Linked DNA regions of Homo sapiens: region 2 is linked to region 1. A link is an interaction called in ENCODE POLR2A ChIA-PET data of the cell type or tissue named here. Cell type or tissue: PC-9. All regions are shown on one strand. Links, peaks and the distances in the headings refer to the core of each region. The heading gives the core; the rest is flanking DNA.

Region 1 (8,083 bases), core at 2,556-5,055:
ACGGATGATTTGCACTCAGAGAGCCAGGCCCTCTCTGTTTTGTTGCCCTGCCCCCTAGTTACAGCAGAGTGGGAGTGGTGGTGGCATCCTGTTGAACATACAGATTACCAGGCCTCACCTCAGACTGGAACCCAGGAACCTGCAGCTTTAAAAAGTACCCCATGTGATGCTGATACAGCTGTTTCTTGGGTAAGAAAATCATCAGTCTATACCAGACACATGGTAGTGACAGTATAAAAGAAGTCTACCCCTAGGAGGTATTTTATTTTCATTCTTGAGGAAGGGAGCACAGAATCCTACTCCTCAGGTCACTTCCAAGTCCTCAGTCTCTACCGAGCAGCAGAGAGTATGTCTAGGCAATCCCCCTACAGCAACAGGGCCAAAGTCCTGGCTCACAGGCAGCCTCACTGGTGGTTCTCAATGCCTCGGATAGGGGAAGGGTGAACTGGTGAAATGGTTGAGTGCTAAACAGGAGCCCCTCCCACCTGGACAGATCTGCATAGGAGTCTAAGAACAACAAGCTGAGCTGCTGTAGAGATGGATCAAAGGTCAAAGAAGGCTTGGATCAGACAGACCTGGCAAAGCGAGGAACCATCAGGGCAGAAGCTTGAGTCCACAAACTCAAGGCAGAGCAGTTTATTCAGGCTTCCAACCCTAGATCCGTACCCAGGACAGAAAACACATATCCCCTTAAGAGAAGCTGAGTGGACTGACAGGCTGGAGGAATGATGTCAGGTACCAGCACAGGCTGTGGTTGCCTCCCAGCCAGGAAGAGGGTTAAGGATGCAACGACCTCCTGTAGGTGCCAGAGGCCTGCTCACCAGTTTTCAGATTCACTCCAGCACCAAATCGATGATCTCCTTCCCCGCAGTGTAGTGGCCACGGGCACAGTTGTTGGCAGCATCTTCCACGCCAGATATCAGCTGTTCAGGGTGGAACAGCTGCCTATAAATGTCAGTTCTTACCCCATCTTGAGGGGAAGAAAGGACAAAGGTAAGACAAGCTGGTTCATTCCCCAAGGGAACGCCAGACACCAGAACCTTTGCTGCTAAGCCTCCCCAGGTACAACTGCTCAACAGAGTGATGATGCACGGCATCTTCTTTTTCTTTTCTTTCTTTTTTTTTTTTTGAGACAGAGTTTCACTCTTGTTGCCCAGGCTGGAGTGCAATCACGCGATCTTGGCTCACCACAGCCTCTGTCTCCCGGGTTCAAGCGATTCTCCTGCCTCAGCCTCCCGACCAGAGACCCACTTCTAAGGCCAGGTCCTGCCTGGGCTTGAGACGGGGAGAGCAGGTGGCACCTTCAGTGGTCCCTTCCCTCTACAGCGACTTCATTGTGCTAGGTGAGGAATCAGAGTGGTGTTAAGGAGAATCTCACTTCACTTTCGAATAGGGTAAGAATACAGACTAATGTAAATTTTCACCATGGAAAAAGAAAAGAAAAAAAAAAGAATACAGACTAATGAAGAAACCCAGTGCACCATTTAACATCTAAAATAACAGCTTTAAAAAATGGAGGAGGGGTAGAATTGTCACGATTAGAAAACAGAGGAGATCCAGATGCAGAAGGGAGGAAGCAGGAAAGCCTCCGGAAGCCAGCAACAGCCAAGTTCACATAGGCCCACATCCTACGTGGGGGGGGCCTATTTCAGTTAAGGCTAAGCAGGAGGCCAGTATGAATGTTCTTGGCTCCCTGCTTCTTACGCAATGGGCCACCCTCAAGAGTCTGAGGACAGGGAAAAGCAAGTTTTAAATTTCTGCTTTTACATCTGCTCCTTTCTGCAGTCTGCGTTCTAGGCCTGATCCCTGACTCCTATCTGGCAGTTTCCTGGCAGAGTTGTGCGAATGATCTTCCTCTCAATATAGGAAGCCCCCAGGACCTCTTCTGAGGACAGAGTCTAGACAAAAGCAATAGACTTCAGACTTCAATGCTGTTCATGGCAGGGGACTGCTTCCATCTCAAGTATTTTCCCCTTAAGCAGAGCTCCCATCTGACATTGGCGCTAGCAAAAACTATGGCCTGGGGGAAGGAGCCCCCACTCCTCCGTCCACTCACCTATGACAGCAGGCTCCAGGTCCACAGACAGCCCAGGACACATGCCTGCCAGGCTGGGTCTCCCTGAAGAAGGTGTTGAAGGAGTTATCACTGCTCCCCAGGGCCTTGTGGCTGGGCATGGTGCCACTGGGCTGGATGTCGTGCTCCAGGCAGTACAGCTCCCAGCAGGCATTGCCCATCTGCACTCCGGCCTGGCCCACATGGATGGAGATGCACTCACACTGTGAGGGTGAGCAGAGGAATATGCCAGGGCATGAGTGGTGTGGAGTGAAAAGGTGGGGACTTGAAAAGCCTTCCCTGGGAGCACCCCTTGTCTTTCCTCCCTAAAGGCTGAAGCTTAGTGTTACCTAGTCCAAAGTTCAGACGACTGGCCGGGTGCAGTGGCTCATACCTATAATCCCAGCACTCTGGGAGGCCACGGCAGGCAGATCACCTGAGGTCAGGAGTTCGAGATCATCCTGGCCAACACAGTGAAACCCCACCTCTACTAAAAATACAAAATTAGCCGGATGTGGTGGTGGGCGCCTGTAGTCCCAGCTACTCAGGAGGCTGAGGCAGGAGAATCACTTGAACCCGGGAGGCAGAGGTTGCAGTGAGCCGAGATCACAACACTGCACTACAGCCTAGGCGAGAGAGCAAGACTCCATCTCAAAAAACAAACCAAAAAACCAAAGTCCAGAAGACTCGGTTCTCTTTCCAAGCCTTCCCATACTTTAAGCCAAACCACCTTCAGGCCCTCATTTTCCTTCATTCACTCAGAGCTTAAGAAGGTGGTTATGCCTAGGTCTCTGGGGCAGGAACTAGAGAAAGCCAAAACCAAATAGCCAAATCCCACTGCACAGTGTCCTCCCTGCTGTTTGGGGTGCCTTGGGAAAGCTCAGAGTCCTGTATTCCAAGACAGGCCCACCAAGAGCTTCTAGATTCAAGCACTGGGGCCTAGAAGAGGAGGTCTCCCATGGGCAGCAACTGTCTCCCCCACATCCCAAAAGGGCAGAAGACTAAGTTCAGACCTGTGGATCAACTGAGGAAGCAGCCTTGGAGTTAGAGCTAGCCTTCTGAAAGCTCACCCACAAACTCCCCTTTTGGGGGGACAGGCACCTACTCTAGACACCTGTCCCTGCCAACTGCAGTACAGGCAAGCTAATCCAAGTCAGTACTCCTAAATTAAGCGTCGCAGCGGAGACCAGAAGACCCACCCTACCTTTCGACTCTTTTCACTCAGGTAACTCCTATGATGGATAAACCCTTCCTCCCTTCTTCTGGTCCTTCACCCAACCCACGGTCTAGGGGGTCAATTTAAAAGGGCCGAGCACCTCCCAGATGTAGAAGGGATCTTCTAGGGTGACAGTAGGCAACAGTTTAACAGTCTTAGGAACTACCCTCTAAGACAGCCTCAGAGCCTTTAAGGGGGCTCAGAGCACAGGCAGGGATCAAGAGGTTTCCGGGGGGTACAGGGACCTCTGTGTACCCACCCCAAGTTCTCAGGCTTTTTTTTTTTTTTTTTTTTGCTTTGATTTCTTTGAGACCGAGTTTCGCTCTTGTTGCCCAGGCTAGAGTGCAATGGCGGGATTTCCGCTCAACGCAACCCCAGCCTCCCAGGTTCAAGCGATTCTCCTGCCTCAGCCTCCCGAGTAGCTGGGACTACAGGCATGCGCCACCACGGCTGGCCAATTTTGTATTTTTAGTAGAGACGGGTTTCTCCATGTTGGTCAGGCTGGTCTCGAACTCCCGACCTCAGGTGGTCCGCCCGCTTCGGCCTCCCAAAGTGCTGGGATTATAGGCGTGAGCCACCGCGCCTGGCCAGTCAAGTTCTCAGTTTTAACAGAGGGACCTCAAGTCCTTGGGCACCAAACAGGAGAAAAGTGGAGTCAAGAACATTCTTTTCAAGGCCCCAAGAGCTTACAGGAATCCCTAGTCAAGTATGGGGCCAAAGGGCGAGGACCTCTACCTCTGGCCAGAGTCGGGCGCCCAAGACAAAGACATTCAGGGGAACAGGTTTTGAACTGGAGAAACCTGTTAGAGCTTCCCAATCATCCTGGACCTTGCCTCCTGCGCGGCAATGTGATCTCAGAGGGAGGCGGGGACCGCAGCTACAAGCGGGCACCTCTTTGTCCAGGACCGCAGCGGGAGAAATACGGGGCGGGCCCTAGATCCCCTCCAGGCTCCAGAGCGCGCTCTGCCGCAGAGCCGACTCCGCTGCCCGACCTTGAGCGCAGCGCACAAACGACCCCACCATGTTCTCGCCCACGCTTTACCGCTCGCCAGCCTCCCTAGTCCCTCAGCGCTTCTGGGGCGCTCAGAACGTTTCTAGCTCGCACCGCCTCCCGTAGGGGAAGCAGGGTAGAAAAGTGGTGCCGGGACTCCTCGGGCGTCCCCGGGCTTTCTGCAGAGCCCACCTTCGCCCTGAACGCCCAAACACCCCTGGCATCCCCGCGCAGCCCACCCCACACCCTGGACTGCCGGGGCGCCCTTCCGTTTTGCGCTGCGGGCCCTTCCCACCGACCCCCCGTGCGCCCCCGGCATCCTCCCCATCGTGCGACACCCTCCCCCGCACAGCATCCTTCACCATGGTTGATCCAGTAGTTGAAGTTGGAGGGTCGCTGACTGCAGACACCATACGGGTCTCCAGCAACACCACGAATCCCAACGCGCGGTTGCTGGCGGGACCTTATAAATCCCCGGAGAGCCGCCGGTTGTGTCTCCTGGCGGGGACTCCCATTGGGTCGCAGCTGGACAGAGATCGGATCGTCCCCCGCGCGACTCTCACTGGGCCAGGCCCCCACCGAGGCCCGCCCCTCTCTCCGCTATTGGCCAGCCGCTTACGAAACAGCCCCGCCGCAGCGGTCATTGGGCAGTTGGTAAAGCCAAAGGGAGGCAGAGTCGGGCGTCCGCGTCCTCCCGGCCAGCTCGACCGTCTTCTCTATTGGGGTGAGTGCTGGGTCTACGAGGTGGAATCTTTGGGGGAAACACCCTCATTCTGTTTTAGTTTTAGGACTTTGCACCAGTGACACCGCTGACCTGATTCGAAAAGTGTGTCGGCCTTGGAGAAGGGTGCATACTTAAGTTCAGCAACCACTGCAGAAGGAAAGATGCTGTGATGAGAACCGACTGCTGGGAGTTTCCAGAGCGGGACAAAATGCGGCTGGGGTGGGTAGGATAGGCAAACAGGCATGGGAAAGGACATTGCAGGCGCCGGTAGTTGACGTTTACTTCCCTTTTGACCGGAGCAACTGCTCAGGTTCAGGTGACTCGGGTTCCTGCAAGAGCAAGGGGTCCGGGCTGGCCAAAGCAGACTGAGGAGGGCCTGTAGGGTGGAGGTGAAAAGGAGGCGTGGGGCCTTCAATGCTAGGCTGGAGAGCTTGCATATAATTTCCCTGGCATATAATTTCAAACCATCGAGGGGTTTTGAGCAGAGGAGTGATGTGATCACTGCAGCATTCTGAGCAGTACTTAGATGTTACTTGTGCATTATTTTTTTCCAGTGGTGGTTTCATATTGTTCCATGCTAAAGAGCATTCACATACTTTTCCCTTTTTCCAAACTTTTCCTTAGCTGAGACGTTTTACTTCGAAATATCTAAGTGTAACAAATTAGCTCCTTTCTTTTTGGGAGGGTTAATTGGTGTTTGGTTTATCAAATGATTGGCCACCCCGCCCAGTGATTACCCTTAGTATTTGTGAGGCACATTCCGGAGGAACCCAAAGCATCGCCATCTCCTCTTCATCCCCACTTCCCAGTGGACAGGTGATTGCATCCAGTTTGTATAGAATCAGGCTTGGAGACTTGAATTACCTGAGGAAAATCTGCAGCTGATATGACTTTCTGCTGATAGAACTCAGGAAGACCCTGTCACTGGCCATTGTGACATCAGACCAGCTGTCCCCTGGATGCCTGCACCCATTTTTACACAAGACTCTAGCCATGTCATTCAAAACTTTCCTGAAATGTTTTGAAACGAAATGCTTGGTCAGGTGACTCAAGAAGGTTTAAGTCCAGAGTGCAGAGGTTAACTTCAAAGTCTGTAAAGTATTCTTTGGTCTCAATCCTTGTTAATGGGCTTCATGAGGCTGCCAGCTCTAAAGTAGACGCCTCTGGTTAGGGGATAAGGTGAGAGAATGTGGGCAAACATCCAAATAAGTGCTTTGAAACCTCATGTATATAGAGTTAAGACACGGCTATTCATTGGCTGTCACTACCCCTAGCAAAACAACTCAAATGTTGCATTTGAGTTGTTGCCTTCGACTGAAGGCAGGCCTATCAATGATTAAAATAAAGCTACCTAGTAATAAACTCAAAACATCATAAACTCAACACTATCATCTCTTGCTTGCCTCACCTCATGAAGCACTCATTCCACCTGCTGGTAGAGTCAGCCAGTTAAAAATGTCTTTCCATTCCTGAGTTGACTCTAACCCAGGGATTATAAATACATTTGAAACAGTGACATTCAGTGTTATTTATGGAAGCTGCACAATCCCCCATCCCCGCCATTGGCAGTGCACTTCTTTACATCAAACTGATGAAAACTAATCCTCTTATAAGCTGTTTGGAGTTATTTCTATTATCCAGACTGCCTTCTATCTTAGAGTTTTATTTCTAACTTTTCCTCCTCCTCTACTCTATATCACCCTACTTAACTCCTTTGCCATTACAGGCACACCATTTTCACATACCTCTTCAGGAATTTAAAATATTCCAAAATTCAAAGAGTCTCATTGTTGCTGGAAAAAGGGGTCCAATCCAGACCCCAAGAGAGGGTTCTTGGATCTCACGCAGGAAGGAATTCAAGGCGAGTCACAGAGTGCACAGTAAGAGGTAGTTTATTGAAAGCTACTCAGTTACAGAGTAAGGTGTCCTTAGAAAGCAAGAGGAGGAACGTGCCATCCCTGTTTTAAACTCTTCTTATGTAGGGGTCTTAACCATGTTAAAGCTAAGTTATGTCTACATGCTGGTGGGCTGACAGCATGACAATTTAGGAGTTTGTTGATTGAAAGAAAGTTATCCTTGGCATTTGAGTGTGTAAGTACCTCAAAGCATGATTATAACTATCTTAAAACCATATATTATTACTCAATGTCAGGACATCTGGACATTCTGCTGTCATAGGAGTTTGTCCTCGCAGGCATTACTAAACTGCTCCCTTAGCCAAAACATCTTATGGCCACGGGTGGTGACTGGCAAGGAATATGCCTTGCTGGTTTTAGATGGAGTTGTTTTTTTTTTTTTTTTTGAGACAGAGTCTCGCTCTGTCACCCAGGCTGGAGTGCAGTGGCGTGATCTCGGCTCACTGCAAGCTCCGCCTCCCGGGTTCACGCCATTCTCCTGCCTCAGCCTCCTGAGCAGCTGAGACTACAGGCGCCCGCCACCACACCCAGAGAATTTTTTGTATTTTTAGTGGGGACGGGGTTTCACTGTGTTAGCCAGGATGGTCTTGATCTCCTGACCTCGTGATCCGCCCGCCTCAGCCTCCCAAAGTGCTGGGATTATAGGCGTGAGCCACCGTGCCCGGCCCCTAGATGGAATTGTTTTTTAAAATGGTATCAACCTGGCTCTCCTATGCTCCTATTTCCCTAACATAATCCTCGATTTATAAGAGATCTCTTAATCTTAAGGAGAGATGAGGTGTGAAGGTCATTCTTCTGTAACTTCTTCTTGCTGATTTTATGGGCATAAGATTGGAGAAGTAAAAATTATCTGTTTGCCCCATCTATGGGCCCAAAGGTGTCTTTATTTCCTGGGTCAGAAAATGGGATGGGCTGGAAGCCTTGTGCCAGCATTATGTAGAATTGTAATCTAGAAGACACAAACTTCACTAGGAGTTAAACAAGTAAGGTGCTAAGATTGGTAATAACCAGACAGCTATCAAAGGTCCTAAGAAGGGCAAAAAAAACAGTGAGACTCAGGAGGGAGCATCTTTTTGAGATGGAGTCTTGCTCTGTTGCCCAGGCTGGAGTGCAATGGCATGATCTCAGCTCACTGCAACCTCCACCTCCTGGGTTCAAGCAATTCTCTGCCTCAGCCTCCCAA
Region 2 (2,500 bases), core at 1-2,500, 420 kb after region 1:
CACTTATTTCCAGCACAGCTTTCAGAAGCAGTCTCTTAAAAATATGTCACATCATCTGACTCCTCTGCCAAAATTCTCCTTGGCCTCTCCTTCTCACTAGAGGAAAAGCCCAGGTCCTCATCATTCTCATCATGGCCTACGAGGCCCTTTAGGATGGTGTCGCCCACCACCACTGACTCCACCTCTTCACTTTCTCCCCTGCTCTCCTGGCTCCAGCTGCACGCCACTCTGCCCAGTGCCCTTCTACGTGCCATTTCCTCAGCTTGGAATTCTATTCCTTCAGAATCCTCATGCCTCCCTCAAAGGCTGCCTTCTCCATGAGGCCCTCCCTGGCTGTCCAATTTAAACTTTCAATGATATGCTCGCTGTTGGCACATTCTTTTTTTTTTTTTTTTTTTTTTTGAGATGGCGTCTTGCTCCTGTTGCCCAGGCTGGAGTGCAGTGGTGGGAACTCAGCTCACTGCAGCCTCCACCTCCCAGGTTCAACGATTCCCCTGAGTTGAGTAGTCCCTGAGTAGCTTGGACTACAGGCATGTGCCATCATGCCCAGGTAATTTTTGTATTTTTAGTAGAGACGGGGTTTCATCATGTTGGTCAGTCTTGTCTTGAACACCTGACCTCAAGCAATCCACCTGCCTTGGCCTTCCAAAGTGCTTCTTACAGGCATGAGCCATTGCGCCTGGCCTCACTATTGGTACCTTCTATCCCACTTTGCTGCTGGATTATTTCACGTTAGCCTTTATGATAGTATTTATCATTAGTAAATATCATTAATATTTATCAATAGTAAATATCATTACTATTTTAGGTATTTCCTTATTTACCGTCTGTCTTCCCTGGTAGAATATAAGCTTCAAGGGAGCAGGGATTTTTGCCTTTTGTGTTTGTTGCTGTATCCCTAGCATGTAGAACAGTCTGGCATGAATGAGTACTCAGTAAATACTTTGTTGAATAAGTAGATCAGATCTGGGAAGTTTTGCTAGAGTACATTTCCCTCTGTTTACAAGAACTTGGTGCCCCGAGACTGTGAAGATGAGAGCTTATACTGATGTAAAATACGAAAATGTAGCATCCCAGAGATCTGGGTGGGGCTCGGCCACTCCTCCTTGCCCCTGGGCAGCCAGAACTGACTCAGGAGGCAGAACCCCAAAGCATGCTTCTGCCTCAGACTGGATTTTCCCCTCCTTCCAGCCCAGCCCAGCTGCCTCCAGTAGAGGGCTTGGCTGGGAACTTCAAGCTTGTCCTTTTCTCTGGAGAGGATGGGCATTGGGCCTCCACCCTTGGAAGAAGGAGTGGCAGGTGAAGATGACCCACAGCTAAATGGCTGCTAGCTGCCTTTTGTCCAGTTTTCTTGGGATTCCCACAGGGCCTTCCTAGGGAAAAAAATCAATGCCATCCTCCTTGGCCTTGGTTTTCCAAGAAAGCAATGCTCTTCGCTGGGCATGGTAGCTCACGCCTGTAATCCCAGCATGTTGGGAGGCTAAGGCAGGAGAGAATCACTTGAGCCCAGGAGTTCGAGACTAGACAGGGAATCATAGGGAGATCCCGTCTCTACACATAATAAAATAAAATAAAATAAAAAATTAGTGGGGCATGGGGTGGCACGTTCCTGTAGTCCTCACTACTCAGGAAGCATCCGTCTTGTTTCTCCAGATAAACTGAACATTTGCTGACAGCACAGACCCTGTCTTATTCACCTTCATTTGCCAGTACTTTAGAGCATGGTAGCTGCTCATTAAGTTTTTGTGAAATAATTATGAAATTATTCCTATTTCATAATTAATAGTGAAATAAATATTTCACTAGGAGTGAAATAATTATGAAATCACCGTTACCGCCCCCACCCCCAACCTGCCAAAGTCTTCCTAGAAAAGCATCCTGCTGTTTTTCACTGTAACTCCCATCAGGCAGAAAGCCCCAGAACTCGGGGCAGGGAAATGTTCACCCAACCCAATGAGGCCTTCCTGGACCCTCCTTGCCCCTCTCCCACTCCCAGTTCTCTAGCCCCATGTCTAGGAACCTCTCTGGGTCCTCTGGCACTGGTGGTGGGTCCTCTGTCCTGCTCCCAATCCCCTCCCTCTGTCCTAAGAACACTCTTTCCAGGCTCCTAGCTGTGAGTGACACATCAGATACCGCAGCACAGGGTGCTCCTGGATGGAGACAAGGTAGGAGGGTGAGGGATGGTGACAGGATATAAGAAATTCAGAGAGCAGGAGAAATTGGAGAAGGCAGCAAGCCCACTGCCCTCCCTCCCAGCTTGGAGGCTAGATCTTTAGACAAGGTCTGTAAATAACATCAGAGTGGCCTCTGGTTCTGTGTTTGAACTGTGACGTTCTACTCCCCAAATAGAACTCGACTATCTGATCCAGGCATTCCCTGGGCCTGGGGGAGCAGCGAGAACCTGTCTCTCCCTCTCAGGGTACTCTAGAGCCAGGACCCAGGACCCTGCCCCCATGACCCAGCTCACATATCTACGAATCCGTGAGGTTGTACTGAAGGT

What was found. Peaks named below come from ENCODE experiments on the same cell type or tissue, not always from the same donor. Only the 100,000 strongest peaks of a DNase experiment are listed, where the experiment ranks them.
Region 2: POLR2A ChIA-PET joins it to region 1 with 14 read pairs; 2 of 35 experiments call an interaction of 5 or more read pairs at or near these places.

What each region holds. Positions count from the first base shown.
Region 1 is chr1:202,856,826-202,864,908 of GRCh38, forward strand. It overlaps the pseudogene ACTG1P25. Among named protein-coding and RNA genes, the nearest start is that of RABIF, 28 kb to the right of the region's middle. RefSeq lists a silencer at 4,823-4,872. In PC-9, for the core only: no CTCF peak of the experiment used is centred there; DNase peaks (open chromatin) are centred at 4,066 and 4,836; H3K4me3 peaks cover 1,460 bases; H3K27ac peaks cover 421 bases.
Region 2 is chr1:203,280,059-203,282,558 of GRCh38, forward strand. No RefSeq gene overlaps it. Among named protein-coding and RNA genes, the nearest start is that of LINC01353, 5.8 kb to the right of the region's middle. In PC-9, for the core only: a CTCF peak has its summit at 1,222; no DNase peak of the experiment used is centred there.